Linked DNA regions of Homo sapiens: region 1 is linked to region 2. Evidence: read pairs that join two places in POLR2A ChIA-PET (ENCODE). Cell type or tissue: OCI-LY7. All regions are shown on one strand. Each heading gives the region's core, and the rest is flanking DNA. Links, peaks and the distances in the headings are about the cores only.

Region 1 (15,169 bases), core at 3,665-11,664, 74 kb before region 2:
AAGGCAGGGCTCCTCAGAGCACAGCCAGTGAGAGCCAGCCAATCCTGCCCTAGGGGGCAGACACATGGCAGGCCCTAGAAGGGGGAGAGGGAGCCCAATCATCAAATCCAAGACCCTAAATTAGACCTAAGTTTCTTGTTGGAACCTGTGTCCTAGTATCCCCTGTGCTCAAAAAAGCCACTTCCAAATAGCCCAACAGACAGAGGTCCCCCAAATTTATAAGCCTGTTAACCGCTCAGCAGGCAAAAAGGGTGTAGAGAGGTATTATGAACAAAAGCACTGGCAAGGTGGGCAGGAGGCCTGGACCCATCTCTCTGAGCCTCATTTTCTTCATCTGCAAAATAGAATCACCACTCCTGGCACCTCCTTCATTGGACTACAGTGAGATGCCAATGAGGTAAGAGATACAGAAGTGATTTAATCAGAAAGGGACAGGAGGACATATTGAAAACTAAACCCACCAAATGATGAAGATATGGCCAAGAAAACCATAACCAAAAGTACCCCAAATTTCTGAACATGAAACATGCTTTCACTGAAATATTTCTCTGGGTCTGGGTGTCTCGCTCTGTTGCCCAGGCTGGAGTGCAGTGGTGCAATCTCGGTTCACTGCAACCTCTGCCTCCGGGGTTCAAGTGATTCTCATACCTCAGTCTCCCAAGTAGCTGGGATTACAGATGCACACCACCATGCCCAGCTGATTTTTGTATTTTTAGTAGAGACGGGGTTTCACCATGTTGGCCAGCTGCTCTCAAACTCCTGACCTCCAGTGATTCGCCTGCCTCGGCCTCCCAAAGTGCTGGGATTAGAAGCATGAGCAACCATGCCCTGTCTGAAATATTTCTCTTCAGAGAGGGTTTTCCCTTTATAAAGTGCATACGCTCACTTTAGAAGGCTGAGGCAAGAGGACTGCTTGAGGCCAGGAGTTCAAGACCCATCTGGGTAACAGAGGAAGACCCCACCTCTGCAAAAAATAAAAATTAAAAAAACTTAGCTAGACATGGTAGCACATGCCTGTAGTCCCAGCTACTTGGGAGGCGGTGGGAAAGATCACTTGAGCCCAAGGGTTTGAGGCTGCAGATGAGTAGGAAGCTCTATGAGCTATGATCACAGTACTGTACTCCAGCCTGGCCAACAAAGCGAGATCCTTTCTCTAAAAACACAAAACAAAAACACAAAACCCAAAGTGTGTAAGCTAATTGATGTAAATGGTAGCAAAAACTATCCATTTAAACATGCATGGAGTAAAGAAATTTTGTAACTTAAAAAAACTGCAACTCATAGTAAATATGAAAGGTCTCTTTAAAATCTAAAGAGCTTGAAAGAGGTAAGCGAAGATTTCCTGGACAGGTTCCTTCCCTTCTGGGGGTTTTTACTACCCCCACCTGTGGCCTGTGGACCCCAGAACCCCTCAAGGCCTGTGTGCCCCACTCTGCAGAGGGCACTGGAGGAAGGCAGGGAAAGCCCAGCCCTCCTCAAAAGGGTCCAAGTCCAATTAACACAACACAGACACCAGCCCATGTCTCCCCATACTCCTTCCTGCCTCAGCCTTTGCACAAGCCACTCCTACCTCCTCACTTAAGCCCCCACCAGGCCCAGGCCAGGGGCACACTAGGTGCCCCCTCCTCTCTTGTGTGTCACCACTTGTCACACCTGCTGGTGCTTCCCTGGTGTCTTAGGCCACTGGCCTATGAGCTCCTCCAAGGAAGAAACCACATTTGACTCTTCTCTCCATTCCCTACCAGTCCAACACAAACCCAGGGCCTGGGGAGGCCTCAAAATGTTCAGAGTACTTAAGAGCAGGAGTAAACACATGGGAGTTAGATTCCAGAGCTAATTATCTAACAGGCAGCAAAGGCCACAGATGCTCAAAAATGGTACCAGAAAGATGGTATCAAGGATGGCTTCCTGGAAGAGGTGGCACAGTGGGCCACAGAGGCTGAGGGGCTACAACAAATACTGAAAATGCAGTGGTCAGTGAGGTAACAACGGGAACAGAAAAAGCAGCAGCAGGCATAGTTGGGGGGAATGTGACCCCTGGGGGCAAATACAGTCTGGAAACACTGGGAAGTCCTTACATAAAGATTCCTATAGCCAGTGGGAACCACGGGAAGCTAACAGAGCTTTGGGAAAAACAGTAAAAGCAGCAGGATGCCGAGCACCCACGCCCTGCTGGGCCCGAAGCCAAGACCATGAGGAGATTCAGGAGAGTGGTCCCAGGGGTCAGAAGAGGTGTGTAGATCTCCAAAATGACCTCTCACCAATCACCCTCTCCACATGTAGTCTGTGGCAAACAGATGAGTCCCTCCCAGTTCCCCACTCCCATACCAAAGAAAATACACAGCCAGGACCTAGGAGAGCATTAATGGAGCTAAGCCTTCTCCACCAGAGGATGCTGAAAGATGGACAAAGAAAAGTTCCAGCAGAAGTGAGTATCATCTGGGCCACTTCTGGCCCCCTACCTCAGTCACCCCATCCCCAGGTTCCTATACAACTCCCTGTGGGGTACGGCAGGCACTGCACTGCAGATCCCCCTTCACAGGCAGCCAGAGGCACAGGGGCTCTGCACCCATCAGGACCATACGGCTTTGGCAAGGTTTTTGCAGCTCTGAAGGAAAAGGATGGAGGTAGCCAAAGAAGAGACAAAGATAGGACCTGGACACAGGTGGGAAGGAAGCCTGATGCAATAGTAGCCAGGTCACAGGATGGTCAGCATTTCCAAGCTGGCTGCATATGCCCAAAGCCTGTGGAAAGGGTGAGAGTTCTCCTCTCCCTCTCATTCCTCCCTCTTCCTGAGACTATAATATTCCTCCTCCTGCCTCTCAGTAGAAACATACTCACAAATCTGAGGTTTCCCTGAGCACATCTGGCTGCCACCAAAGGAAGGTCAAAGTGGAGGGGTGGGTAGCTATCCCTTTCCATTTTACAAACAAGGATCTGGGTTCAGGGACTTCTGAGGTCACAGGGTTATATGGCAAAGGGAAGGCGATGGTGGGGCTTACTGTCCTTCCCATTACTGTGCAGCAGCTGCCTTCAAACCAGACCCGCGGGCAGCGAGTTGGACAAGCTTGGTCTAGATTCTAGACAAATCTCTTTGAAACAATGAGGAAACAGAGGGTCCAAAGGGTCTTGTCATGGTCATATGGTGAGTCATGGCAGAACTGGGACACTCTGCAGTGTCCCCACAGCAGCTGCTATCCCTGACACTGGGTATACAGAGAAACACAGAGCAGCCACAGCCAGCCTTTGTACCATCCAGGCAGGCAGCCCTCTTCCCTAGGACTCTAAATTAATCTCACCTATTTCAGAGGTAAGAACAGAATCCAAAGGAAGGAAGGGAAAGGAGGTCCCACCCAGAGAAATTAAAGCTGGAAGAGCACTCAGCAGTGATCTATTCGGCTTATGCAGTCATTCATTCCATCATCTGATCAAACATTTATCGGGCATCTATCTACTCCATGTCAGGCCCTGGGCTGGGTCCTAGGGAAACAGAGATCAATAAGGCATTTGAGTTCCTGCCTTTGAGAAAACCCCTGCCTGATGGAGGAAACAGATGGGGAAGCAGATAACTATGAGGTCATGCAACGAGTAGAACAACAGGGAGGTGTCTGTGGAGCTGAGTGTGTGTAGAGCAATGTCTTGGAGTGCTCTGTAAAAGCCAGGTCTGGAGGGCTGACAAGCACACATTGGGCAGAGGGGTTCATGGAAACCAAGACAGAGGTGCAGGAGTCCACTAAGTTCCACAAACAGGGCATTCAGAGTATCATGGATGAGAAGGGAGGGAAGATGGCCTATACCAAGCCTTGACTGCCACAGTAGGGAAAGGTGGCTTTCCCCAACTTTTCTGCACAAGCCCAGAAGATTCTCCAGGCAGCCATGGGTCAGCCTCTGTGTCAGGAGTCTAGTGTGCTCCAAACTCTGCCTCCCTTGCAGACTGATGCTGCCTAAGTTCTTTCTAGATGGCCTGTGTATGCCAGGCTCCTAGCTACAGGAGAGAGACTGGGGACCCACCAGGGCCATGTCTCAGGGATGCCCAGGACCTCAAAAGTCCCTCATAAAATGCTCCCCCACATAGTACACTCAGGCTACTTGGAGAACCAGAGCAATGGGTATAAGTCACTTTTAAAATTTTTCTTTATATTTTATAGAGATGGGGTCTCACTATGTTGCCCAAGCTTGTCTCAAACTCCTGGCCTCAAGTGATCCTCTCACTTCGGCCTCCCAAAGTGCTGGGATTACAGGTGTGAGCCACCATGCCTGGCCCATAAGTCACTCTGTTGTCCAGGCTGGAGTGCAGTGGCACCAACAGGGCTCACTGTAGCCTCTACCTCCCCAGGTGCAGGTGATCCTCCCACCTTGGCCTTTCAGGTAGCTGGGACTACAGGCAAACCACAACGCCAGGCTGATTATATTTTTTGCAGAGATGGTGTTTTGCCATGTTGCCCAGGCTGTTCTTGAACTCCTGGGCTCAAATGACTCGCCAGTCTTGGCCTCCCAAAGAGCTGGGATTACAGGCATGAATCACCGTGCCTGACCCATAAATCACTTATCTATGGTCCTCCTTCCTGACACCTCAGAGCAATCAACATGGTTGATCACGCCCTCTCTCCTTGAAGCTCTGCCCTTGATTTCTCCTGCACAACCTTGCCTGGTTTTCATGCTTCTTTGTGCGCTACAGGCCTACCTGCATTTAGCAATGGCCTTGGTCAAGGCTCAGGTCAAGGTCCTCTCTTCCGGTGCTCTGCCTTCTTCCTCATCAGTGTCAGCCATGCCCACACCCTTAATTACCTCCTATGTACAGATAATTCACAAACAGGTCTCTAGCCTAGTCCTCTCCTCTTAAGCTTCAGATCCTTCAATTCAGCTGCCTACTTGCTATCCCCACTCTTCATCTCAAAACGTCTCAAAGACAACTCCTCAAAACCAAACACTGTCTTCTCTCTCTCACCAGAACCAAGGCCTCTTGCCATACCCCCTGGGTCAGCTAAGAGCATCACCATTCAAACAGGTACCCAAACTCCAAACTTCAGAATGATCCTTCGCATCTCCTTTTCTCTCACCAGCCCCCAATCCAGCCCTCTGAGAAGTCCCACTGGCTTTATTATTCAAAATTAACCATACGTTCTGAGCACCTACATGAGAGACATTAAACTAGATACTTGGAATACAAGTACCTCAAGGAGCTTGAATGTGGAAGGAAAAATTAGATATGAGTATTATGCTAGATAGCTTACGTTAGAGTCCACAGACAAATACTATAAGAAGCTGAGAAGTAGAGGATGAAGTAGTTACTACCTCTGCTGGGTGGGAAGAGACGATGAGCAACAGCAGCATCTGGCATCCTAACACTAATTTCTTGCATATTTACTTTGCATAGACATTGCATAAAGCTCTTGATAAGACTGCCTTACAACGATAAAAACTGCCTTATATTTTATACTTGCAAATAACACTATGAAGTAAGTATTAGGGTCCCCAATTCCCGAGTGAGGAAATTGAGCACAAAGAGGTTAATTAACTTACCTAAGGTGGCAGTTGGTGAGTGGCAAAGCCAACAATACTTCAAAGCCAAGACTGCCTGTACCCTAGACGTGTGCTCTGTAATGCCTCAGAATCCTTGTTGGAAGTGGCCAAGCAGGGCCAGCACAGACAGAAGGGGAGGATGGAGAGGACTCCAGGTTTCGTGGTGCACTCCTGCTTCACAGTATTTATTATAGTAGCCATACATGTATTTTAAGGCTGTCTGATTGTTTTCTCCACTAGAGCGTAAACTCCTTGAGAGACTGCACCATGTCTGCCATCTTCAATGCTCCATGCCTACCAGGAACTTAATAAGGTTTTGGGGACCTTATTCAAGAAAAATACTATGAAAGCATCACTGCTATATAACCTGTTCCTGCTCACTAGATAAATGAGGCCCTCCTGACCACAGCCCAGCATATCTCCAAGTCTCTCTCTGCTGCCCTGTCTCTGCAGAGCCCTCTCACAAGGGAGAGGAAATGGAATGGGTTGGGAGAAGAAATAAAAATCTGGGGTCTCCCTCCTACAAGGAAACAACAGGGGCCTAGGACTCATAGTGGTGGGGGAAGCGTCAGAGCAACAGGGGCTGAGGTAGGGAGACAAGTGGGAAAGGGAGAATAGAGGCCTTCCCCTCTGCCACTCCCTGAACCCCATGACATCTCACCACCCCAACCTTGGTTCCTGCCTCTTTGGTTTCTGTGTTACTGCCACCTCTTGGACAGTAAATGTTGGTTTAGTCCTTAAGCCTCCAACAGAGTAAATCTGTGGGGCTGGAGACGTTCTAAATAATGACCGGAAGTCGTCAGGTCAGAGGCCTGCTTGCTGAGACATCCTGCTTCAGCAGAACCCACTAGGCTCTCCTGTTTTAGAGCTACTTGACCCAGCCGCCACAGCATCTGGCTGCACTCCCTTTGCGCCATGCCAGCCCAAGCCAAGCCACTCTCCTGTTCCCTTTTTGCTTCCTGGGAAACAGGGCCCCAGTGAGTGATCTAGACTCTGATCTCACTCCAAGGTGCCAGGGATCTCATTCACTCACTGCCTGCCCAGAAAGCCCAGCTTAAATTTTTTTTTTTTTTTAAAGAGACAGAGTCTTGCTCTGTCACCCAGGCTGGAGTGCAATGGCGCGATCTTGGCTCACTGCAACCTCTGCCTCCCGGGTTCAAGCAATTATCCTGCCTCAGCTTCCTGAGTAGCTGGGTTACAGGCGCCTGACACCACGCCTGGTTAATTTTTGTATTTTTAGTAGAGATGGGATTTCACCATCTTAGCCAGGCTGGTCTTGAACTCCTGACCTCGTGATCCCCCTACCTTGGCCTCCCAAAGTGCTGGGATTACAGGCGTGAGCCACCGTGCCCAGCCCAGCTTAAATTCTTTGAACTCACCTCCCCTACTGAGAGAGATGGCTACCTTGGATTTCTTTCTCTGAAGTTGAAGTTGAATAACCTATCGTTTTACCTGCTTAGGACAGCTGCTTGCCCAAACTTTACTAGCACACATGATTGTATGGAGCTTCATGCTTCCGGTGTAGACCAGTTCTCAGGCCAGAACCAGGCCATCCTCTTGTGATCAGTCTGGCAACAGACATTCTGTTCTCACTGGAGGGAATGCTCTGTGTTTCACTGCTGGCCTCAAAAGGCCCTCAGCAAAATCCTTAACAAAGTGACATATGTTACCTTTTCCAACCTCCTTGGTAGATATGCTAAGAACGCCCAAGAAAAGGCCACAGTCCCAGTTAGGATGGACAAGCTAACACAGGCACATTATACTCAATTACTGTTGAAGGTGGAGGAAGTGACTAGGGCAGGAAGAGGGGAGCTGCCTCCAAACAGGTGGTGGACTATCAGGCAGAATAGGGTGACCATAAAGTGGGTCTTCAGTGCCTCAGAGAAGGACCATCACCCCTGCCCCCATCGCTGCCCAACCTCCCAACTGAGGGAATGGAGTTGTATTCCTTAGCTCACCTCCTGCCCCCAAGTAAGCTGAGAAACCTGTGGGACCTATGGCCAACTGGAGCTCTCCTTCACTCCTTCCTAGGGTTAGTCACCCTGTGAACTCAGGCCCACACTCTCTGGGCCTTAGGCTGAAGTCAAGGTGGGGTTGGAATTCTCCCACCACACATCCACACCTACACAGCCAGAACCCAGTGTGGTCAATACCCGACTCCTACCATGGGCAAGGCCAAGCCAAGGACACTATGACCCAAGCCCATGCCCTCAACAATCATTTCCCTCAGAACATTTTAACTCAACCATATCCCCAGGTGTCCAAGAAAACAGGAAGCCAACCCCAAAGTGAACTCCCCACCTGTGCCCAGGAAGAACTAAACACACACAAACAAGTGGCCAAACTCGCCATGGCCCAACTCCTCACCAGTTTGGCCAGCTGTTCACTGTCAGGGCCCAGAACATCAGTAAGACCACCCACTCTCCTCCGTACCCAAGCCTTGCTGCCTTGCGCCCAGGCCCCTCACAGCCTTTGTACAGATGCTTTACCCAACACCTGTGTGCCAGCTGGCAGGTGGAGGGACCCCAGGGGGTAGGATGGGCTGCTACAGGGAGAAAAGCGATTCCATCTTGGCCCTCAGGCCCAGCCTACAGCACTTTAGGCACAGCTGTCTCCTGCCAGCCCTGGGCATTAGCGGTTTTCTGCATGGTCCAGATCACAAGCTTCTCAGGATCAAGGACTGGGTCACCTCGTTTTCTTGCTTCCTAACTCCAGCCTCCTCTGTGCCAGGCCTGGGCTCAGTAAAAAGGGATGCCAGTCTTCTGTAGGAGAACGCCCTGCCCCGTTTACTCTGCATCCTGAGTCTTGCTGAAGCCAGGGCCACCGGCCAACACCAGGAAGGGCCAGGGCCGGAAGGAAGCAGCAGAGCCTATACACAAAGCCTACATGTGGACTATAAAAAGGAGCTCCTCCCTGCCTCCCCCAGGATGGGCCCGGTTCCTAGGAGGTAAAGAGTGGGGAGAAAGCTAGGACTTAAGCCTGGGCACACAGCCACTGCAGCCTCTCAAAAGCTAGCCAAGAACCACCTCAAAAGGAACTAGTCTTGCAAGGAGGGGTGCGAGAATATTAAGGGCTTAGCCAGGAATGCAAGTAGAGACTCTCCAAGTCCCATCTCTTGGGACCATAGCCTCTCTTAAGGCAACCAACTCCACTGTCCCCATTGCTTCTTCCCCAAAACTACAGAATATTCGGGGACCAACCCCTTCTCACACTTCTCTACTCTCTAGGGGCTGAAAACACCCCCTAGAAGTCTCTAGGCACCCATATTCCCCACTTTCTCTGGAGACTTCAGCACACCCAGCAAAGCTCTGGGAAGCAAGTGTGATGAGTGGCAGAAGTAGCGAGAAACTCAAACTCTGGGCAGCAGGAGGATACTGTGGCCACAACAGAGTAGGCTCAGCAGGCAGCTCAAGTAGGGCCATGGGTTGGTGGGGAAGGCGGGGGCAGCTATGGCAGAGATGACAATTAGGCAAGGGCCACACAAATATACCTATTTCAAAGATGTCAGCCAAGACAGTCTCTTGACCCACACAGGCAGCACTCTACTCTACCACAACAGCAAAGCCACACTCACCACATGCATCCTAAGTCATAGAAATTAATTCCTTCTAAACCTCCATACTCCAAATCCCTCTCCAGCCTAGTTTGCCCAGGGTGTTCAGGTTCTGTACTAGAGGCCTCACCCAGAACCACTGAGGCCACTCTCCAGGGACGGTGGTGTAGGTTAGCACACATAGCAAACAGGGGAAATTAACCTTCCTTGTTGCCAGCCATTGATATGTGGGCATCATTTGTTATCACAGCACACCCTCACCTACCCTGACAGAGCAGCCTCTTGCCTTATTTCCTTCATAGAACTCACCAAATCCTATAAGAATTTTATCTGTCTGCCTATTTATCTCCTTTCTGGCTGTATCTACCCTAACCTTATGTCCACTACTGGTCTCCACAGTGCTTGGCACAGTTAGCAAATGCCAGAGTCTAAAGCCAGGGAAGCACAAGTCGTCTCTCACTTATTCAATGAGCCACTGAGGCCCAAGAAAGCTAGTTTTTTGTTTTTTTTTAAGGAGAGTAGGTATGGTGAGATGGAACACAAACCACGCTAGAGATCTACTGCCACCATGAACAAGTCAGAGGCTGGAGTAATCACATCCAGCTCAGTGTGCCCAACACACAGTAGCAAGGCCCACAACAAATGTATGACAAATTAAAGAGCACATGAATGAATGCATGCTCTTGAGTTGTCATAGAGAATCCTGGAAAAGCCCTTCTCAGGATATTTGGGGCATGGAGCCCCAGGTTCCCATGTTCTGTAGAAGCTTAGGCGGAAGTGTCACCACAAACCAGAAAGTCAAGAGGGTGAGGCTCTTCTGTGTCCCACCCCCAATCAGCGGCTACATTCACCCCCATGTAGGAGTGTGGGAAAGGTCTGGGTGGGCCAAGCATCTCGACACCGGTGTTGTGGCAAGGATGAGTGCAGGACGGGTTTTGAAATTGAGGCAATGAGTCCAGCTTGTCCACAGATGGAAGTCTAGGCTGGTCAAACACATGTGGCCAGAGGGAAGAAAAACAAAACAAAACAAAATAACCCTCTGTTCCTATAGAACGGTCCATCCTATTATCATTTTCCCCAGAATGGGAGAATAAACTGAATACTATAGCAGGAATCTGAAATCCTAGGATCTGCCATGAACTTGCTATGTGACCTTACCCTTAGGGCTTGGTTTTCTCCTCTGTAAGAGAGGGATAGTAACTCCTGCCCTCCATGGATTCATGGAGCTGCTGTGAAGTTCAAACAATACAACAGGTGAGAAAATGTTCCATGAACTCCCAATATGCTATTCCAATTCCAGAGTTTTTTGATGCCCCAGTCCTCTGTGTACAGACTCAGGGAAGGAACACAGAAAGCAAGTAGGAAACAGACTCCTAGCCCAGGTTGTTGGAGCAGCCACTTGTGGCCGAGCTTAGTGGTGGAAAAGATTGGAGCTCTGTGGTTAACAAAGGTGAGAGTAAAGGAAATGAATACTGTTAAGTGGCCACTAAGTGACAAATGTTGTGCTGGGTAGTTTTCACATAAAATCTCTTACTCTTATATATAATCTCCCTTATTATTAATATACAGCTCTGTGAGGAGAAATTACTTTTACAGCTAAAGATCAATTTCAGACAGGGAAAAGTAATCTGCCCAAGGTCACAGTAAGAGCTGAGACCTGAACCCAAATCTGACCAGCTCTAGCCACAAATCTCCAGGCACTTCAGCTCAATTACCAGCAAGGTGGGACTATCTGGTCAATGGTAGCCTGAAGCCACTCCTCACCCGTGGCTCCACCTTGAGTCTTGCCACCTGTAAACATGCTGCTCTCAGAGATTCCCTCCAAGGACGCACTGTTCCCATGCTCCTCTCAACAAGGCACTCTACAAGGGGCACCAGAACATTCCCATCCTCCTATCCCACACCCATCTCTCCTAGGACTCTCCTCACAGTCTGCAGTGACTTCTCTAGTTCTAACAAAGCAAGTGGAAAGGGGGAAAAATCAGTCTCCTAATATCACACCTTTGCAATCTCAGGCCTCACTCCCTTCCTCCAACTTATCATCTGTGGTCTCCTTGAAGCCACATCCCACAGGAAAAGGCACAGAGTAAGAAGAGATGCTGTGAGTTAACGGAGACTGACACAGAACAGTGACAGCAGAGGCAGGCCCTACCACATCGAGGCTGTGGCATTAGAGCACTTCCTCAAAGACAAGATCTCTCCAGATAGCGTCCTGGGCTAGGCACTTAGAAATAGGACAATATCATACCTTCACTCTACAGAAGGGGTTACCACCCAAAGCAGCTGCTTCCAGCCAACTGCCCTGTCTCCCTGCAAAACCAGCAGTGGGAAAGAGCCCTGACAATAGAGGGACTGCTGAGAGCTGCAAGAGAGGATGGGCGGGCCTCCTTGCCTCTGAATCAAAGGGCTTGGTGGCCAGGCACCAGCCCCTTAGGACAGCAGGTGCATTCGAACTCCTCCCCACCAGGTCCTCCTGAGAACTTAATCCTCATCTCTGTCCTGTCAGGGATCCTACGTAGTAAGCACTTACACTGTGCCACACTCCATGCTAAGCACTTTATACAGGTGCTAAGCACTTTATACAGGTTCTCATCAAATCCTCACAAAAACCTTATAAAATAAATGCCATTTAATACTATCCTTTTTACAGATAAGCAGCCCAGAGAGGTAGTCATATGCTTTAAGGTCACAGAGCAAGTAAGCTGCACAACAGGATTTTAATTCAAGCAGAGTCTAGGGCCCAAATGCTTAACTACTAAGCTCTGTCTCACCCCTCAAGACCCAGCCCTTCTCCCATCTACCACCATGGCATCCCCACCCTGCCTCAGCAAGAAGGTCTTGTCTGGGCCCTCAGCAGCTCTCTCCTGCAAACTGTGCAAACCGTAGGAGCTCACTGGCCTCCCTCCCCAACACCTGCCTGACAAACCACTGCCACTGTGGTCTCCCAGGCAGAGGCAAGTCAGTCCCACAACAGCCTCCGCTGACTCCCGTCGCCTCCAGGACTGAGTGTAATCTGCTGGACATGGCACACTAGGGCTATAGCTGTCTCCAACCAGTCCCAGCTTCCTCTCTACCACACCATATCTGTTCCCTACCCCTGCACAGAGTGATTCCCAGTTCCTTAGCCTCGGCACAGACAGGTGCCTCAGTAATTCAAGGCCTACCTCAAAGGTCACCTCTCCTTTAATGCCTTCCTGGCAGAGCTCCTCACAGTTCTTGGTAGAGGCCTTTATATTATGGTATGTAACACACAGGGTTATAATCATATGCCTCTACATCTGTCTTTTCCAAGAGTTCATCAATGGCACAAACCATGTCTCAATAAACTTTTGAATCCTTGGTGCCTAGCACTGGGCAAATGGGGAGGTATAATAATACTTATTGCAAATATTAATAAATGTGCCTCATTCCAAGAAGCTACCCAGAGCAAAGCTGGTAGCCAAGATCTCTAAACTCCAACTGAATCCTGTGCATCTGTGTACACACACACACAAGAGTCTGGAGAGAAGCTGGAGGTGTTGTGGGTCCCAGGACTGGGTGTGCTCAGCTCCTCCAGTTATCTGTGAAGCAGGCCCTTTTCCTAGGTTCACAGGAAACAGAGGATCCCAGCTGGGCGGGGGGGCCTGGAAACCCACACATCGGGGCAAGCCTGGGGTGCTGAGGAAACACTAAAAGGTCTGACTTCCCTTGGAAAAAACTACATCAGACAGGAAATACACAGGCAGGGATGGCTAGCTCTGGAGATCCGGACATGTGCTCCTGCCCCTCTCCCACTGGGAGTAACAGCCAGTACAAAGAAAACCCTTGATGACACCGGCCTGGGCCTTGCCCTCTCCCGTGCTGTGGGCCTAGCCCTCGGAGCAGGCCTCCTGGTGTGGTCTGCTCCCCAGCCACAGGGGTCAAGCCCCAGCCAGCTGGTTCCACTACTACCTCCCTTCTGAGCCCGCCTGCCTCATCAAGGCAGTTAGCTGTTTTCTTCCGCCACCCTCACCCTCTTCATCAAAGGTACTGCTCACAATTGTCATTGCCTGTTTTCATTTCCCTAAAAGCAAGCACCCATACTCCTTCACCTCAGAGGGCCTGGCATCTAGAAAAGTATCTAGTGAAGGATCAGCCAAAGACAGAAGCCTGGGGCCTCAGAAGTCCCCATGGACATGCTCAGCCAGTATTCAGAGTACCTCCACAGTGTCTACACCAGTGTTTACTGGGCCCACAAAGACCCTCAAATGGACAACCTCATTAAACACGAGTCTGAACCATCTCAACTCAGAAAACACCAGAAGAAAAAGTGTGGAGCCAGAGCCTAGAGAGGCTGAGGCTGTCTTGGGATACAAAAGCCAAAGTGGTCTTTGCCCTGTAATGCATGGTCTGAGCACAAAGGTGTCTCACAGAGGAGCCACGTGGACCACAGGGAACATGGGCTTGGGGTTGCTAGTCAGCCTCTGACTAGTGAGCTGGCCCCAGCTGAGGCCCTGGCACACACTGACACAACACCTTGGGCACAAACGATTCTCCATTTCCATTTGCTCATCTGTAAAATGGGACGAAAGGTCTCAATAGCACTCAGCTGGAACTCTACATAACTGCATTTTATTCATTTATGTCAGTATCTGCAACATAAAAGGCCAAACACCAACCTGGTTCCTGTCATACCACCAGGACAACCAAACTTGTCAACACCTAAGCACTTCCCCACCCCGCTTTTGAGCCAAATGACCACCCTAGAAATCAGGAGGTGTCAGCTCCATTTCACAACTGCTGACAAGAGAGGGCACAGAGTCAGGGCAGAAGAAGGTCTTACATATCAGTATGAGTGCTCCTTAAACCACACTGTCTCTCCCTCAGGTCTACCAACACCCTGAAGGTAGCACAGTGTCTCTCTCTTAGGCCAGGCTTCAGGCACTGCTGGTACCCTGGTAGGGTCAGCAGGAAAGGCCAGATACCTGAGGTGCTTGGGCAAGAGTCCAGGTGGCAGAAAACCCGGCTGGCAGTCCAACCTCCTCAGAGGCCGCAGGGATCAGAACCCACCAACAAGGAGAGCCCACGAATGGGTAGAAGCAGGGCACGGCTTCAGTGGAAGCCTCCATTAGTTAAGTCTGAACACACAAGCATCGACCAGACTTTTCATCCAGGCTCTTTTCAATCTGAGCCCCCAAAATCCAAAAGCCAGGGTCCTCCTACATCCTCTGCCTACTCTCCAGGCCTGTTAAATCCCAGCTAACTGATGAGATCACTGAATTTGTACACCTCTGGCTGACCCACCTGCTCACCCCTGGGTAGGGGGTTATCAGGTCCTCTGTATGCCTGCCTCCATCCCCCAAATACATGAGGCATGATAAATCATCCCCTCTCTGCACCCCTCTTTTCTGTTCAGGCCCCAACTTACAAACAAGAAAGGTCACACCCAGGAGTCAAATGTGCACAACTGCAAACACTTTCTCTACAGAAACACTGTTCTACATGGTGGGTGGGTGAGTGGGCACATGGGTTGGGGCAAAACAAAACTGTTTCCTGCCTTTTTCTGAGTAGCAATCTAAGTGAAATGTGAATTTGGTCACCGTCCTCCTCCCTTCCTGCACCTTCATCCTCACCTATAGCCACACCTCACCCCCTCACCATTCCCAGTTCAGGGTCTTGAAGGGCAGCCACGGTCTATTGTTAATGTTATTGCTAATAACAGCTCATATTTATTAAACATTTATGTGTCAGACAATGCTAGATGTTTTATATGAATTGTCTCATTTGATCCTGGAGCAACCATATATACTGGATATATTATTACCCCCATTTTACACATGAGGAAATCAAGGCTCAGAGAAGGTAAGTAACTGGCCGGGAAACACACAATGAATATATGGGCTTCAAATCCAGACTTGCCATCAACCACTGTGCTACATTTATTGCCTGCTAATATGCGTGGTTTAAAATGCAGTCTGTTACCCAGGAGATCTCTGAGAACTTCCAGCCAGTGCCACCAACTCAACACAGCATAGGGAGTAAGGAAGGGGACCATGCCTGGAGCCTGATGCCTGAGTGATGTTCCCAGGGTTATCTCAGCTCTTTGCAGTGTCGATTCTTCCTTTACTTTGGAAT
Region 2 (15,169 bases), core at 4,129-12,128:
GAGACCTACAAACTCTTGGATGCCTCCATGGCAAGAGTAATCACTGTTATTCTTGGCTGGGCATTCTACGGTCAAGACTAACAGAAATAGAGAAAATAATGAAGGTCAGACCAAAGAGTAATAGTTATAGCCCTATATAGAACAAAACAAACCACTTACACCGGCCTGGAAGCAAAATAGGGTGGGGGGATATATGCAGAAATAAATATCATTATCAGATGAAAGTCTGGGAAAAAAAATAAAATAAAATAAATAAAAATAAAAGATGAAAGTTTGGGAACCAAACACACAGCACACTAGCTACCACATAGCAGTAACTCACTGGAATGTGGAGGAAAGAAATTCTATATTGAATGAATACAAATGAGTTCACTAAGTATTTCCCTTCTCCCTTTCCATCCAATTTCTACTATAACAATAGCATAGTAAGCTATATAAGAGTGAAAATAATGAATATAATTTAATCTCATTGAATCTGGGGAAAGAGATACATGTAAGCCTCGACCGTTTTATGAGCAGTTTTATTATTTTTACACACTGAAACTTCACTTAGAATGTCTGACAGGAATAGGTCTAAGAGAAACTGCTTTAAGTTATCTGTGGTAGGCAATAAGAAATTTTAAGTAACTTAAATAATTTATTCTTCATGAATTCTGTATTATTTGAAATTTCTACAATAAATATCTATTGCCTTTTCAGTAATAAAAATTTATATAATCTTCATGTAAGCCTTGGGTATACTACTTGTTTAGCAAACTCTACTTCTCATAGTTCAGAGAAATCAGTCCATTAATCACAAATTCCAAATGAGTAAAAGCCAATTAATGCAGTTTCTATATGTATTATAAAGAAACACATCACATTTATTCTTTAAACTCCTCCTTTTTGTTTTCAAAAGTCAAAGTTTTAAGAAAATACTCACTCATCCTCATCTCGAGGTCTCTTTAATGGCTTTATATCCTCTTTAGGAGGAACAAAATAGCCATCATCTTCAGGTTCATCTTTAATTTGTGGTGGACTAAAGAGAAAAAAAATTGCTGGTCAGAGTGCTAGAACATCTGTATTCTATTAATACAAAGAAGGAATATGTCATTTCGTTGAAAAGAAGCTAACAGAAATAAGGATAACCACGTACATATCATGAAGATGTTCTGTGAGCACTTTTTCTCACTTCAATCCTGTGAAGTAGATAGTATTTGTCCTCATTGTACAGGTGAATGGGCAATATCAGGATTTGGGATCAAGACTCTTTATTCTAAGTCAGAATTCTTTCTCACTATTTCTTAGCTATCTTTGCCAGCATGGCACGAACCACTCCAGAAATAAACCTAAGGTGTTTTCTTGCCTTACATGGAAACCTACCATATATTTGACCCCACAATCTGAACTGATTGTTCCAGTACTCTAAAAGCTAAAGTACAGCTTTTACAAGGAAAGGAATAAACATTGATTTCCCCAACTTAGTACCTTAAAGTTCTAAAAATGTGGCAATAACGTACATGTATATCTAGCTACATGGAAAAATAACCAAGCTGACAACATTACAACAAAAGTAGGGCACGTGTTAAACCAGAATAAACAGAAGGTATCCTATGCCAAATCTATTCATTGTTCAACGTCCTAACTTAGGTTTACTTTATATACAGAAGAGTGTCTCACTACTATTTGTTAAGATCTTACCTTCAAAATATAAATATAAAAAGACAATCCTTTGAGACAAACATCTTGAACCAAAACAGAGAAGGAACAAGTAAAAAACACCATAGAGCCCAGCAATCACTGCAGCCATGGGATGCTCCCTGGCCTGGCACATCTCTTCAGAACCTCACTGCCTTAACTTAGTACAAGAAATGGCCTCCTTACATGCAGCTGCCCCCTGTGGAGGGATCCAAGGATTAAGAATCCCGACCCCACTGCAAAGTATATTCACAGGGTTTCAAGAGTACCTCCGACCAAAAAAAGCATACTGGGTCCCCTTGCTTGTGATAGAATTTGAATGTTTAAAGAACTTATTTTAGCACCCTAACCAAATGCCAGCTTCTACAGCTGTTCCCCCTCCTGCCTGAATACTGACACAGACCCTAGGGTCCAGAAGGAAAGAAAGCCTATCATTTACCCAACTAGTTAAGTAAATGCTAGATCCTAAGTTTGTCACACTGAAGACAAAAACTGTGGGAAGGGTTACTTAGGTCTGAAGGAAGAAGTCCTAAAACAATTTACCTGAAAACTGTATTCCAGTGAAGCATCTGGATTCTCTACAAAGACATATACACAAGCCAGCAAGGAGTCCAGCAAAGTGAACATAGAGACCACTGCCTCAAAGAAGGCTGTGTTCCTAATCTTCTAACCCAAAAAGTCTGAAAATGAATTCATGACTATGCACCAAGTCCAAAAAATTTATTCATATCAGTTTAATAAAAATCCAAGGCAGTCTCTTGGCAGAGATTAGCCCAGCAGTGCCTCCTCAGTCACTTTATCTCAGAAATCAAAATTCCTAGGGCAGCTTGCAGCTCTAATGCTTCCTGAATTGTATTATTCTGCATTCCTAGAACAATTATGAAACATGCCTGAAGAGGGCACCTGCTTTTCTCCTTGTCTAAAGGACCCCAGAGTACCAGGCACAATTGTCAAAAATTTTAACAAATGAAACTGAAAGTTCAAAGATTCAAGGAAGCAAAACTCTCAAAGTGTTTTGTCCCAGTCAATAATGCAAACACTTACAACCATTTCTAATAAATCCTTTCTGTCATTCAGTGAAGTGAGAATATGTAACAATAAACATCTAGTTGTTTCGAAACTAGAGGGGACCTCTGGGCTTATTTTAGGAAATTGAGGCTGAGGAAAACAAAATTATAAAGGTAAAAACAGTATAGGAAGTAACCTCTAGATTTTGCGCATTTTCCTCTCCTTCTAGAAAAGAGATAACATAATTCTACCCAAATCTACACTCATCCCTAACATGTAGGTCAAATGATCTTTTATATATAAGCCTCCCAATATTACTAATGATGAAATCAGACTAAGTGATTTTTCAGAAAACTCCATAATCGCTACTGAATATGAAGTTTCTTTTTAGAGAAATGAAAATGTTCTGGAATTAGTGAAGAGGCTGCAATACCTTGTGAATATACTAAAAAAAAAAAAAAAAAAAAAATGGTACACTGTATACCATTAAAATACAAATTTTGTGATATGCAAGTCAAATCTCAATTTTTAAAAATCTCTCCTGTCAACCTTCTCTATTCGAAATAACCTTCTGGAAAATGTGCTGGTCAGTCTCACTATATGGCACTGTAGAAAGGCTCAGGTTGGCTTAGACCGAGTCTTCTCACTGCTGAGCTTCTGGGAACCATCAAGATGGCCAGGTCAGTGGGTTTTGGGTTAACTCAGACAACACTACAACACAGGCAGCTGGCCTGCTGTCCACCCAGAGAAAGGGAAGCCCACGCAGCAGCAAAGTCTTACCTAGAGAAGCCATTTTCCTTCTCCTTCTTTATTTTTGCATCCCCAGAGGCTCGAACCTGAAAAGTAAAACAACAGTAACTAGTACCTTGAAAGGACTAAATTTGAAGAAACCTCTTTTTGAGAATATGTAGCATCAGTTCCTGGGACATCATGATCACAAGCTGGCTCTTATGTTACCAAAACTGAACAGATGAACTAAAGGTCCTGAAATGTGTCCAAAACTCGTTTTTAACAATTCTTCTGGGTGAAACTGTCCAACTCACTGAGAAAGGTTTCCCTTAAAAATGGCAGCTTTTTACTTTTAAGTGGTGGCAGGTCTCTTTTCCCCAATAAATACATTCCACTACTCAAGAATTTGCCATTGGCAGTGCAGAGAGGAAACAAAAGCAAAAACCAAACAAACAAAACATATAAACTGGGCCAGATGTGATGGCTCATGCCTGTAATCCCAACACTTTGGGAAGATGAGGTTGGAGGACTGCTTGAGGCCAGGAGTTCGAGACTAGCCCCGCCAACACAGTGAGACCCCCATCTTTATTTAAAAAACAAACAAACAAAAAAGTAGTCTATGCCCTGTCTTCTATTACTTAGGCAAAGTATACTCATGACCCCCTCCCCTTTGACTTCCTGCTTTCTAGATTCGTCAGAAAATTTATCTTTCAAAAAAATCTTCATATATACACACAAAGGGATACACACACACATACAGATATACAGAGTATCTATGGAAGAATACAAAACATAATCAGTATAGCGGTTGCCTCTGAGAAGGATGGGAGACAGTGAGTCAGGGGTGAAGAGATGTCTTCTTCACCATATTCCTTATTTCATAGTATCTGAATTTACCAAGTACAAAAATTACTTTTTCAAAGCTAAAATAAAAACAATCTCTTTTTAAAACTATACAGAGTACTATTCATTCTCAGCTGGGTGAGCCTAGTCATTTTTAGAAGGCTTGCACTGGTTATGCTGGAACCAAATGCCACAAAAGACACCAGCATCACTAAATTTTCACTCGGGAAGAACCTTTAATGAACAGAAGACCATCAAGGCATTAGGCCTTCTCCCAAAAACAATTAATTTTCCCTAATGCATTCTCAATGTATTCATTGGCAATATAAAGTAAAAAAGGTAATGATATGGACAGATCTGCCACTGTGAAACATATGGTGGTAAAAGGCTTAGTTTTTATAGTTTAAGACTACAGTTTGCTCTAAATTCTCCTGACAAGAAACCTTTCACTTCAAGACCAAGGGATCTTACTATGCAATTAAGATATCTGCTTTCAAAGGTAAACAAAAGTGCATCCACGTTCCTTCCTCCCCTACTAGAAAACTCTGTACCTTTTCCTCTTTTCGTTTTTCCTTGTCTCTGTCTTTATGTTTGTCTTTATGCTTTTCTGAGCTTCCATCTTTGTGTTTGGTCTTCTCCTTCTCTTTGTGTTTCTTTTCAGAATCTTTATGTTCACTGTAAAAAGTTAAGTCACAAAGCGTTAGCCCAGAGTAGGGACCACAAGGATTCGTTTCACAAGATATCCTAAGATAACATGAACCGTGGAAACTTACAGTACTTAAACAAACAGTACCGACAGAAGGTTCAAGTAGAGGGTCTTGGCTACATCGGACTTTATCTTGTTTGATGTTTTTATTTTTGCAAAGAACAGAAACCATCATTCTAGACACACCAGGACATTTTTTTTAAAGTGACTAAGAATACACAGCCAGCCCTGTGTATTTCTGCAACATTCTACCAGCACAAAAACAATAATGAAAGCTCCAACTTCAGCATTCATATCTGATGTGAGCAGGTTAAAACCAACTCACCAAAAATGTGTTTGGTGGCTTTGTGCCAGACTTGAAACATACCACACATGTAGCCAAGCCAGGGTTTATGGAGTAAACAGCCCAATACAGTGGATATTTCCTTCTAGTTTTAACTAGGCAAGTTAGTCACTTCTAGATGGGACTTACGTTAGCCCTTTCCTCACAATAAGAAAAGACCCATCTGAAAGCAAGGGCATAGGAATGTTCTTTGTTAAAGGTTAAAAAGCAAAATATGACATTATAAGGCAAGAGCCATGAAAATGTTCATAGCTTCTTACCCTGGGATCAAGCTCCTGGAAATTTATCTTAGGGAAATAACATTACATATAAAGATGTTTATTTTGGGCTGGGCGCGGTGGCTCACGCCTGTAATCCCAGCACTTTGGAAGGCCGAGGCAGGCGGATCACGAGGTCAGGAGACTGAGACCATCCCGGCTAACACAGTGAAACCCCGTTTCTACTAAAAATACAAAAAATTAGCCGGGCGTGGTGGCAGGCGCCTGTAGTCCCAGCTACTCGGGAGGCTGAGGCAGGAGAATGGCATGAACCCAGGAGGCGGAGCTTGCAGTGAGCCGAGATAGTGCCACTGCACTCCAGCCTGGGCGAAAGAGCGAGACTCTGCCTCAAAAAAATTAATTAATTAATTTTAAAAAGAGGTTTATTTTGGTGCTTCCCTTAAACAACAACAACAACAACAGAAAAAAACAAAAACGAACAAACAAACCCCAAAATTGGATACACCTAACAAGAGGGGAAACTGTAATATATCAAATTATTTAACTGCTAAGCTATAATTTGAGTACCACAAACACATTTGGAAAGTGTTTATGACAGAAAAAGGAATATAATAAAATAACTGCAACTATGTAAAAACATGCATGTGGTCAAAGACTAAAGAAGCAATAAGCAAAAACCACAAGTTGTAGTTTAAGGTGAGAGAACACTATTATTTTTCAGTACACTGGGACAGGCAGTTAAGGAGCCTTGCTTACTGCACTAACCAATGCACAGGAAAAAAAGACTTCATCAGCAATGAGCTCATTAGGCTATGTCCATCCCATGAAGTTTGTTCTAAAGGGACACTTGACTACAGTAGAAGATCACAAAGGGAGAAACAAATGATGGCATGCAGTTAGGCAGAGCAACAAAATCTAGATCAGGAGAACATCTGCTATTACACCCTGCACACAAAAGTAGCTACAACTTGAGATAGGTACTTGAGTGATGAATAGGCAGAAACTTTAAGAAATCTAGCCAGGGAGAAACAGGACACACTATAGGTTAGGAAAGACCCAAGTATTGAAATAGATGGAGAAAAAAAAAAACAAAACAATGCCCACTTTCCCTTGCTTACATATTTCTCCCTCTATATTGCTCTCATTAGACTGTTATTTACATGTGACACACATTTAAATAACAAGTTTCTATAGGAGGAAAATTCTTTTTAACTCATGAGAACAGAGCACACTGGATTTGCATGGTTACAAAATTTCTCCACCATGCTTTTTGTTCTTGGAATCAATATGATGTTCCTCTAACTCAATGTGTTCTCATAATCTGTGTTTTTTACCAAAATGCAATGTTTTATTTAAAAATGTATCCCTTCCTTACTTTGTTTAAAAAAAAAAAAGTCTTCCAATTGCATTAGCACTCCTATTATCTGTTCTCATTAACTTCGCCAAGCTTTAGAATGAATGGTCAAAGAGCAAGGTTGCTGAGATTATAATTGATTCTTCAGGAGTTAATGTATAGGTAATCACAGGCACTTGGTTTTTATACTACCAGCAAAATGTTTGAGCTTACCATTCCATTATAAAACCATGGTAGTTTTGTTTTATTAAGCATCAACTGTAAGAGGGTATACAGTCATCTATACAAGGTTTTGCCTAAAAGCAAAACATCTGGGAACAATTGCATCTATAATATTGATGGATGAATATACTGCCTCCCCCTGCCCTGCCAACTATAGTGGGGGAGGGGATGGCAAAACAAAATTCTACTTTCTAAGCAAGCATTGTACTTGGTATTTTCACATACATTATTTCACTCAATTCTCACAACACTCCTGTGAGGCAGGTTTTATTATCTATCCCCTCATGCTGATACAAACAGGAGACAATGGTTAAAAGACTTCTCAAAGTTGCAATGTTAAAAGAAAAGCTGGGATTTAAACTTAGTATTTCCACCTCCAAGTTCAGAGCAGCCTCCACTACATATCAATACCCTTATATTTCCACTAAATTGATACCTACTGCTTAAGGTATACTGGTGTTAAGAAACAGCCATGGTGAGTCTGAGACTTGCTATAAGGTCCTAGCTTTATTTTACCATCGAGGAGAAACTTTCTAGAATAAAGATGTTTGGATACCTGAAAGGATAAAAACCTTTGGGGTTGCTTGTTTCTTTTCTTTTCTTTTCTTTCTTTCTTTTTTTTTTTTTTCATTGTCTTCCCATGAAACTATAAATGGCTAATTCAGGAATCTGAATTCAGGAACACTCCATCTTCCTTTAAGTTCCACCTTCCCCTGACCCGTTCTCTTTCTCAGTGAAAGCATTTCTTAGAATGTTAGCCATTTTCACTAGAAAACTGGCTTTCTGAGCCTTTTGGCAATCACAACATAGGTACCTACAAGTGTACATGTAGCCCTGCGGTTTTCAGCTTTGCTGTACATTATCACACCAAACAGAGATCAGGGAAAAGGAATCAACAAATGACAAGGCAAATGAGACATTTGCCAGGAAGCCAAAAGTCAACGATATTTCCTCTGCCTGCTAACCAGAAAGAGATGTATATAGGAAATTCAAAGTTCCTGCTAGAGTAGTAAACCCCTTTGTAGGTCACAATTAATCACAAAAACCAGAATGGGATGAAGCTATCATCCTGACTTTCCAAAGGAAGCCAAGTCTCCTCTACTCCTAACTGTTTAGGCATAAGAGCAGATTTGCATTTTTATACTAGCTGAATACAGATGATTGAGGGTTAAGGACAGCTTCTATTACAGGGCATTACATTGGAGACTGTTAGAAATTTGGGTTTATAGAGCTCCACCAGGCTTCTGAATACAATGTGATCATCCCTACTTGTCAGGTGCTGTTACCGTCCCTGCCTCCACAAATGGAGAGCAGAGTGCCTGGAGCCCAACCTGGCATCCATAACCCCCAAACCGGCAGGAGTGCTGGCAAAGAGCAAACCCCACTGCCAATCTTTCCTAGGAATGTGCCTGAAGGAAGTAGCAAAGGCGCTGGGGAACAAGTCCTATGATACAGAAGCATGTCCAGGGCTGTGCCAGGAAAGTCAGAAACAGGATTTGGCCAGCATATAAAATGGAGTCAATGTGGGGTCAGTCAGGCTGACTCATCCATTTGAGATTTTCTAACATGTATGTCTTTTTCCAAAAGGCTTAGGATATGTTTGACTTTCATGGTAGCTAAAGAACTGTACTTTCCTCATTAACAGTGAAATGATGGAAATTCTGACCAATGCAGAAAGTTCATTTGCTGGCTGCCTGTTTTAAGAGATACTGTATTATCTTCATACTGATCCTGCTACTTTTCCATACACAATAGACACAATATGTCAAAGTCACAAAAGGGCTTTAAAAGTACAATTGTAGGCTATAATATTAGCCAGGTTAGAGGCTGAAAAACAGATGATTAATTACTGAAGAAACTTCAGTAGGGCTAAATTAGAAAAATGCTAGATACCCTGAAAGGATAAAAACCTTCAGGGTTGCCTTTTTTGTCTCCCCATTTTGTCTTCTAAGAGTAGAAGAAAGGCTTAATATCAACCATAGGAAGGAAACCAAAGGTTGGACAAACATATTTTAAGAGTAAGTTTAGTCTGGGATATGCTGAAGGACAAAAATACAGACAGTAGCAGTCCTAGAACTTCTGCAATGGTCACACTTATGGATGAAATATGAATTTACCCCATGGGCATGAGGAACTCTGAACGAGAAAACAACCAATTATTGGCTAGGCATAGATGCTGACTTCTTGGTTCATAGTTTGCATCTGTATGGGGTAAGATTCCAACACACTAGCAGGGACTAGAAAGCAAAAGTCAGCGCTAAAGAGAACAAATGGAAAGATCCAAAGCCACCTTTCCAGAGTGTTCATGCCATGTGTTATGCTTCAATTGGCTGAATTCCACTAAAGAAAAAATAATCTGGCTGGGCGTGGTGGCTCATGCCTGTAATCCTAGCACTTCAGGAGGCCGAGGCGGGCAGATCACCTGAGGTCAGGAGTTCGAGACCAGCCTGGGCAACACAGTGAAACCCCATTTCTACTAAAAATACAAAAATTAGCTGGGCGTGGTGGCACATGCCTGTAATCCCAGCTACTGGGGAGGCTGAGGCAGGAGAATCACTTGAACCAGGGAGACAGAGGCTGCAGTGAGCCGAGATCACGCCACTGCACTCCAGCCTGGCGATAGACTGAGGCTCCATCTCAAAAAAAAAAAAATTTAAAAAAAGGAAAGAAAAAAATAACTTACACTATTTTTAAAGTGATGACAGCAAAACCTTTGGTCTATGATTCTTGTTGGAGCTAAGCAGACCACAGAAAAGGGTGACCAGAGTTTCTCTAAGGCACTTATATAGAAGAGTGGGAGAAACGGTGGAAGTAGGGAGCCAGTAGGGAACAATGTCTCCCTTCTGGCGAAGCACTGTTTCTTTAGGAAAAAAGACCACCGCTACCACAACAAAATACTGATATTCTGGAAAGCTAGAATGTTGGCTATGGGAAACCATTTAAATCTGTCCTCTATCCCCCATAAAAGTATTTAACAGATACTTGAGTAGCACCCAGTGCCAAGCACTCATCTAAGCACATTTGATATCGGTAACAAAACTCAGGTAACTACTGGTATCTTCATTTCACAGATGTGGAAACTGAAGCACAGACAAGTTAAGTAACTCACCCAAGGAACTACCTCTAAAGAGAGAAACAGGATTTAAACTCAGGCAGTCTGGCTCCAGGGTCATGCACTTGACTACTCTGTTACTTCCCAAACAAAGCAAAAAAGCACTGTTAAAGGTAGAAGGAGCCTCCACATATTCTGAGAAAAGGACTTAGCCACTAACAGCCCAGCTACCTGTCTACTCCTCAAGGCAGCAGACCTCTGCAGGTCACATGAAGTTGGATCATGGGGATTCCTGTGAGACAGCACAGAGAGCTTCAAAGTCTTGGTTTAGGAGGGAAACTCATGACCCTTTCAAGGATAGTAGACAGTTAAATCTTAAATGATATTTGTTAAATTAAATATTTAAGTAACTTCAAAAGTTGCCTCTGGGAAAAGAGCGCAGCTTCTGAAATGAGCCAGTTTCCAAAAGGCACTAAGAAACAAGGGTTCCTTAATGTCCATCATCATTACACACTACAATGCCGATTATATATCTCTAAACAAAATCACAAGGACTCCGGCGTTTTATATTATAGAAGTATCAAAACTTCAAGGTAAATGTAATTTCCTAGAAATTATTTAATCCTTTGTTTTCAGGCCAGAGAGGATAAAAGGATGTGCCCAAAGATGGCAAAACCGATACCCATTCTAACTCCCATTCCTCCCTTAAGTTCTTTGTCTCTATTAATAGCGTGAACAGCCACCCAGTTATCCAAGACAGGAACCCTTTTTCTTAGACCCTTCATGTCATTTGTAGCTAAGTCTTATATCCACTTTGCTCAAGTATTTCCAGTGGCTTCTTGCTCAGCTCAGAATCGAGTCCCAACATTTCCCCCCGATTTTTAGTTAGTGTAAGTAACAAGTTCCAACTTTTTGAAATGGCATTTAATAGTTTTGCCTCAAGCCACTTTTTTGGGTCTCATTTTCTACTATTCCACCCTGTGTAACCCACCTAACTAGATTCCTCCCAGAACAAAGCATATACTACAATGCCTCTATGTTTTGCTTATGTTTTTCTTTCTAACCATTACTTTCCGTTAGCAAAATTTTAACCATCTTTGAATGGCTAGCTCAAATGCTGTCTCCACCATGAAATCTTAAAAACAATGATTATGGCGTACTATGATAGGGATAAATATAATATTGAAAATATCAGGGCTCCAAATTGAATGCTATCAATAACTACTGAATTAGATTCAACTACCAAACTCAAGAGCTCCAATTTATCTGCATGATATTATACTAGGCTTTGCGGTAATTATCATCATCACCATCATTATCTCAATTATTTAGTATGTTACAGTTCCCAAAGAGCTGTCATGTGCATAAACAAACTTGAAAGATTGATAAAGCAGGTACTGTTATCAACCCTTGACCAAAACAGAAAATGAGACCCAGAGAAGTTAAGCACCTTGGATCACGACACGTAGCTTATAAATGACAGAACCCAGCCTCTTAACTTTTATCTTAGTGTGCTATTCAATATATCATACTGACTCCCATGTGAATGGTGGTGGTACTGAGTTTCCTCATTTCCAAACTGTTCAATCTTCTCTGCCTACCCATGTTAGTTGTCCATTTCCCACAGACAGGATGATATAGTGATGTGTAGACAAAGGGAGGGCTTTGGCAAACCACTCACAAGGAAAGCAGCAAACATATCTTTTAAATTTTATTAATTTCAGAAAAATCTCCCCTAATCTGAGAACTAGATGCGTAATTCAAGTGCATATTCCTAAAATCCTACATTCTCTCAATTACAATTCAGGTAGGATTTGGAACTAAAAGGAAAGCAGAAGCCAAAAGCATCCTTATTCTCAGATGTTTCTCACACTGACAGTACAGAATAGCACTGCCAATATGGCTGGAAAAGTACTTCCCTTGCTATTTTACAGCAGTTTTCTGTCTTCCCTTGCTTTCCACAAATTTGTCACTCCAGTGTGAATGCCAGGTTTAAAATTGGCAAGAGATGCACAGAGTCGAAAACTAGGAGGAATTTCATTTCACACGATTCTCTTATTTTCTAAAATCAAGCCCCCCTCCCAAATTGCTTTTAATAATATTCTGTTTATACAAGAGATCTACTATTAAAGATAAACAATGGATAAGAATGTAACCCTTTAAGAAAGGTAGCTCGTGAGATCCTACAAGCTACGTAATTCCTTGGCATCTAGAAGAGTATTCCTTTTGAGATTATTTATGTATTTTTTAAAAGAGGGCCGGCCATGGTGGCTCATGCCTGTAACCCCAACACTATGGGATGCCAATGTGGGAGCCCAGAAGTTCCAGACCACCCTGGGCAACATAGCAAGACCGCCATCTCTATTAAAAACAAAAAAGTTAATTAACCAAGCATGGTGGTGCATGCCTATTGTCCCAGCTATTCAAGAGGCTGAGGTGGGAGGACCCCTTGGGCCCAGGGAGGCTGCAGTGAGCTATAATCACACCACCGCGCCCAAGCTTAGCAGTCAATGAGACCCTGACTCCAAAAAAAAAGAAAAAGGATCTGAGGAGCAAAATATTAACGCTAACAGAAAGAAGCAGTGTCAAGAGATAAGTGATGACTGATGAAATTATCTTCTAACTTTGGTGTGAGCTGTTCTTGTCATGTTACAGGCCAGACAAGAGAAAGACAGAGATGAAGTTTTCATAGGTTCAGAATTTGATGACATTAATACTTTCAGTGCCAAAGATTTCAGGGATTTGGGGACAAAGAGAGATAAAGGCAGTGCCTGAGGTGATCTGACATTTTTAAACCTGAGCTGCCTACCATATGCATACAAGTAAGGGGTGCTTGTATTTAAACAGACAGTTTAGCTACAAAACTAACTCTTTTTACACAGGGAGGTATTTTTCACTGGAAGGAATAATGTAGTGGGGACTCAGGATCCTTGGTCTCACATCCTCTTCTTTCTGCTACCACATCACTGTGGGACTTAGAGCATGTGACCTCAGACTCCTGTCCACACAAAGAGAAGACAAGATGAAATGATTCTTAATACCTACTCCCTTGTTTTGCACCTTGCATGAGGACAATAAAGAGGAAACCAAATGGCATCTTCTGGGATGTGGATCCATAGCCCCATTTTGTTTCTGCACATAATGGCTACTCTCCCACTCCAAGTCTGCAGTATTGCTACTGCACAGGACAGTAAATGCCTCCTGGGCTTGGGTCCTAAGTATAGCCTGATGACAAATGATTGGTGCTAATATCTAGCAGAGAAGGAAGGGACACAGAAACACATCTGAAACACTTGTTTTCTCCTAACAAATGGCCACAAAATTAGCTACAATTGATTAGCAAGGATTGGAATAAATGAAAGCATTTTGGAACAGAACATGCTAAATACTAATTATTCTGGGGTTCAGATGTGATTAAATAATCCCCCAGATTTCTTTAATCTGCTACAGAAGAAATCGAAGAAACCCTAAACTATTTAAAAAGATCAGAGGTACTTTAAAAGGATCACAGTGTATATAAAATTTTACTGGAGGCCGGGTGTGGTGGCTCAAGCCTGTAATCCCAGCACCTTGGGAGGCTGAGGCAGGAGGATCACAAGGCCAGGAGTTCGAGACCAGCCTGGCCAATATGGTGAAACCTCGTCTCTACCAAAAATACAAAAATTAGCTCGGCGTGGTGGCAGGCGCCTGTAAGTCCCAGCTACTCGGGAGGCTGAGGCAGGAGAATCGCTTGAACCCAGGAGGCAGAGGTTGCAGTGAGCCGAGATCACACCACTGCACTCCAGCCTGGGTGACAAAGTGAGACTCCATCTCAAAAAAAATAATAAAATAATTTTACTGGAATATAACCAATATCCTTGCTTTGTTGCAAAGAGGTACTGTGTCAGTAGACATCAAAACAAGAAGTACTTAAAAGTTTGCTTACAACAGATCATCTGATTAAACTGTTAAAATTTACTCATGTGAATAAGAAACCAAGGGCTAGATTTAGTCATGTCATATGTAAACAGAAACTCGGGCCAGGTTTTTCCAATAGCTCTTGGCAAAAAGGCTTCTATTTTTATAGGAATGAAGAAAATATTAAAAGGCACAGAAGTGGCCAGGCGCGGTGGCTCACGCCTGTAATCCCAAGACTTTGGGAGGCCGAGGCAGGTGGATCACGAGGTCAGGAGATTGAGACCATCCTGGTTAACACAGTAAAACCCCGTCTCTACTAAAAATATAAAAAATTAGCGGGGCATGGTGGCGGGCACCTGTAGTCCCAGCTACTCGGGAGGCTGAGGCAGGAGAATGGCATGAACCCGGGAGGCGGAGGATGCAGTGAGCCGAGATTGTGTCACTGCACTCCAGCCTGGGCGACAGAGCAAGACTGTCTCAAAAAAAAAAAAAAAAAGAAAAGAAAAGAGGCACAAAAGTACATACAACAAATTATTGAATTTACCTACAATATGATCTTGGAAAAGTATGCTTTTAAATAGATGTAAAAGTGTCATCTCTGCACATCTGTAGAGCAGTTCACAACTGAAGAGCTTCTATATTTATTGACTCCCATGGTTCCCCTGTGAAGCATGTATCAAGATGAAGATGAAGAAACTGAGTTGAAGAAGGTTAAGTAACCTAGCCAAGATCACGAGACTTAAATGGATGTACAAGGATGAGGATTTCTTCTAAAAAAATCACATCCCTTTTTTTTTTTTAAGAGAAGATTTTTGTAAAACAGGACAGGGCCAAACTTATATGTCTCAAAGCCCTTTATGTCACTTTTACTGTATCTTTCCTCCCAAAACAAAGTAGAATGTGTTAGAGAAGATAAGTTTTCAAAAGCTTATGTTTTAAATATTAACCTCTTTCTTCTTAAAGTCTTTTGGAATTTCTTCTTACAGCCTAGTAATATAAAAATCAACATTCTTCATCTGATCTGTAAGCAGGTCTCTCACCTCCTCAGATGATACTGTTCACGGTCAAAGGTTATCTAATTTTTTTTTTCACACCACATCAATTAGCACAGTAAAAACAT

What was found. ChIA-PET counts read pairs that join two places held together with the same protein. Peaks named below come from ENCODE experiments on the same cell type or tissue, not always from the same donor. Only the 100,000 strongest peaks of a DNase experiment are listed, where the experiment ranks them.
Region 1: POLR2A ChIA-PET joins it to region 2 with 6 read pairs; 6 of 35 experiments call an interaction of 5 or more read pairs at or near these places.

The regions. Positions count from the first base shown.
Region 1 is chr20:41,139,279-41,154,447 of GRCh38, reverse strand. All of the region lies in intron 1 of PLCG1 (phospholipase C gamma 1), which reads right to left. Among named protein-coding and RNA genes, the nearest start is that of PLCG1-AS1, 8.9 kb to the right of the region's middle. RefSeq lists enhancers at 7,593-8,093, 8,094-8,594. In OCI-LY7, for the core only: no CTCF peak of the experiment used is centred there; DNase peaks (open chromatin) are centred at 7,867 and 11,247; H3K4me3 peaks cover 789 bases; H3K27ac peaks cover 2,249 bases.
Region 2 is chr20:41,065,934-41,081,102 of GRCh38, reverse strand. It overlaps TOP1 (DNA topoisomerase I), which reads right to left. Exons shown (of 21, transcript NM_003286.4): 4 at 4,809-4,932; 5 at 3,466-3,521; 6 at 923-1,018. Among named protein-coding and RNA genes, the nearest start is that of TOP1, 45 kb to the right of the region's middle. In OCI-LY7, for the core only: no CTCF peak of the experiment used is centred there; no DNase peak of the experiment used is centred there; H3K27ac peaks cover 1,870 bases.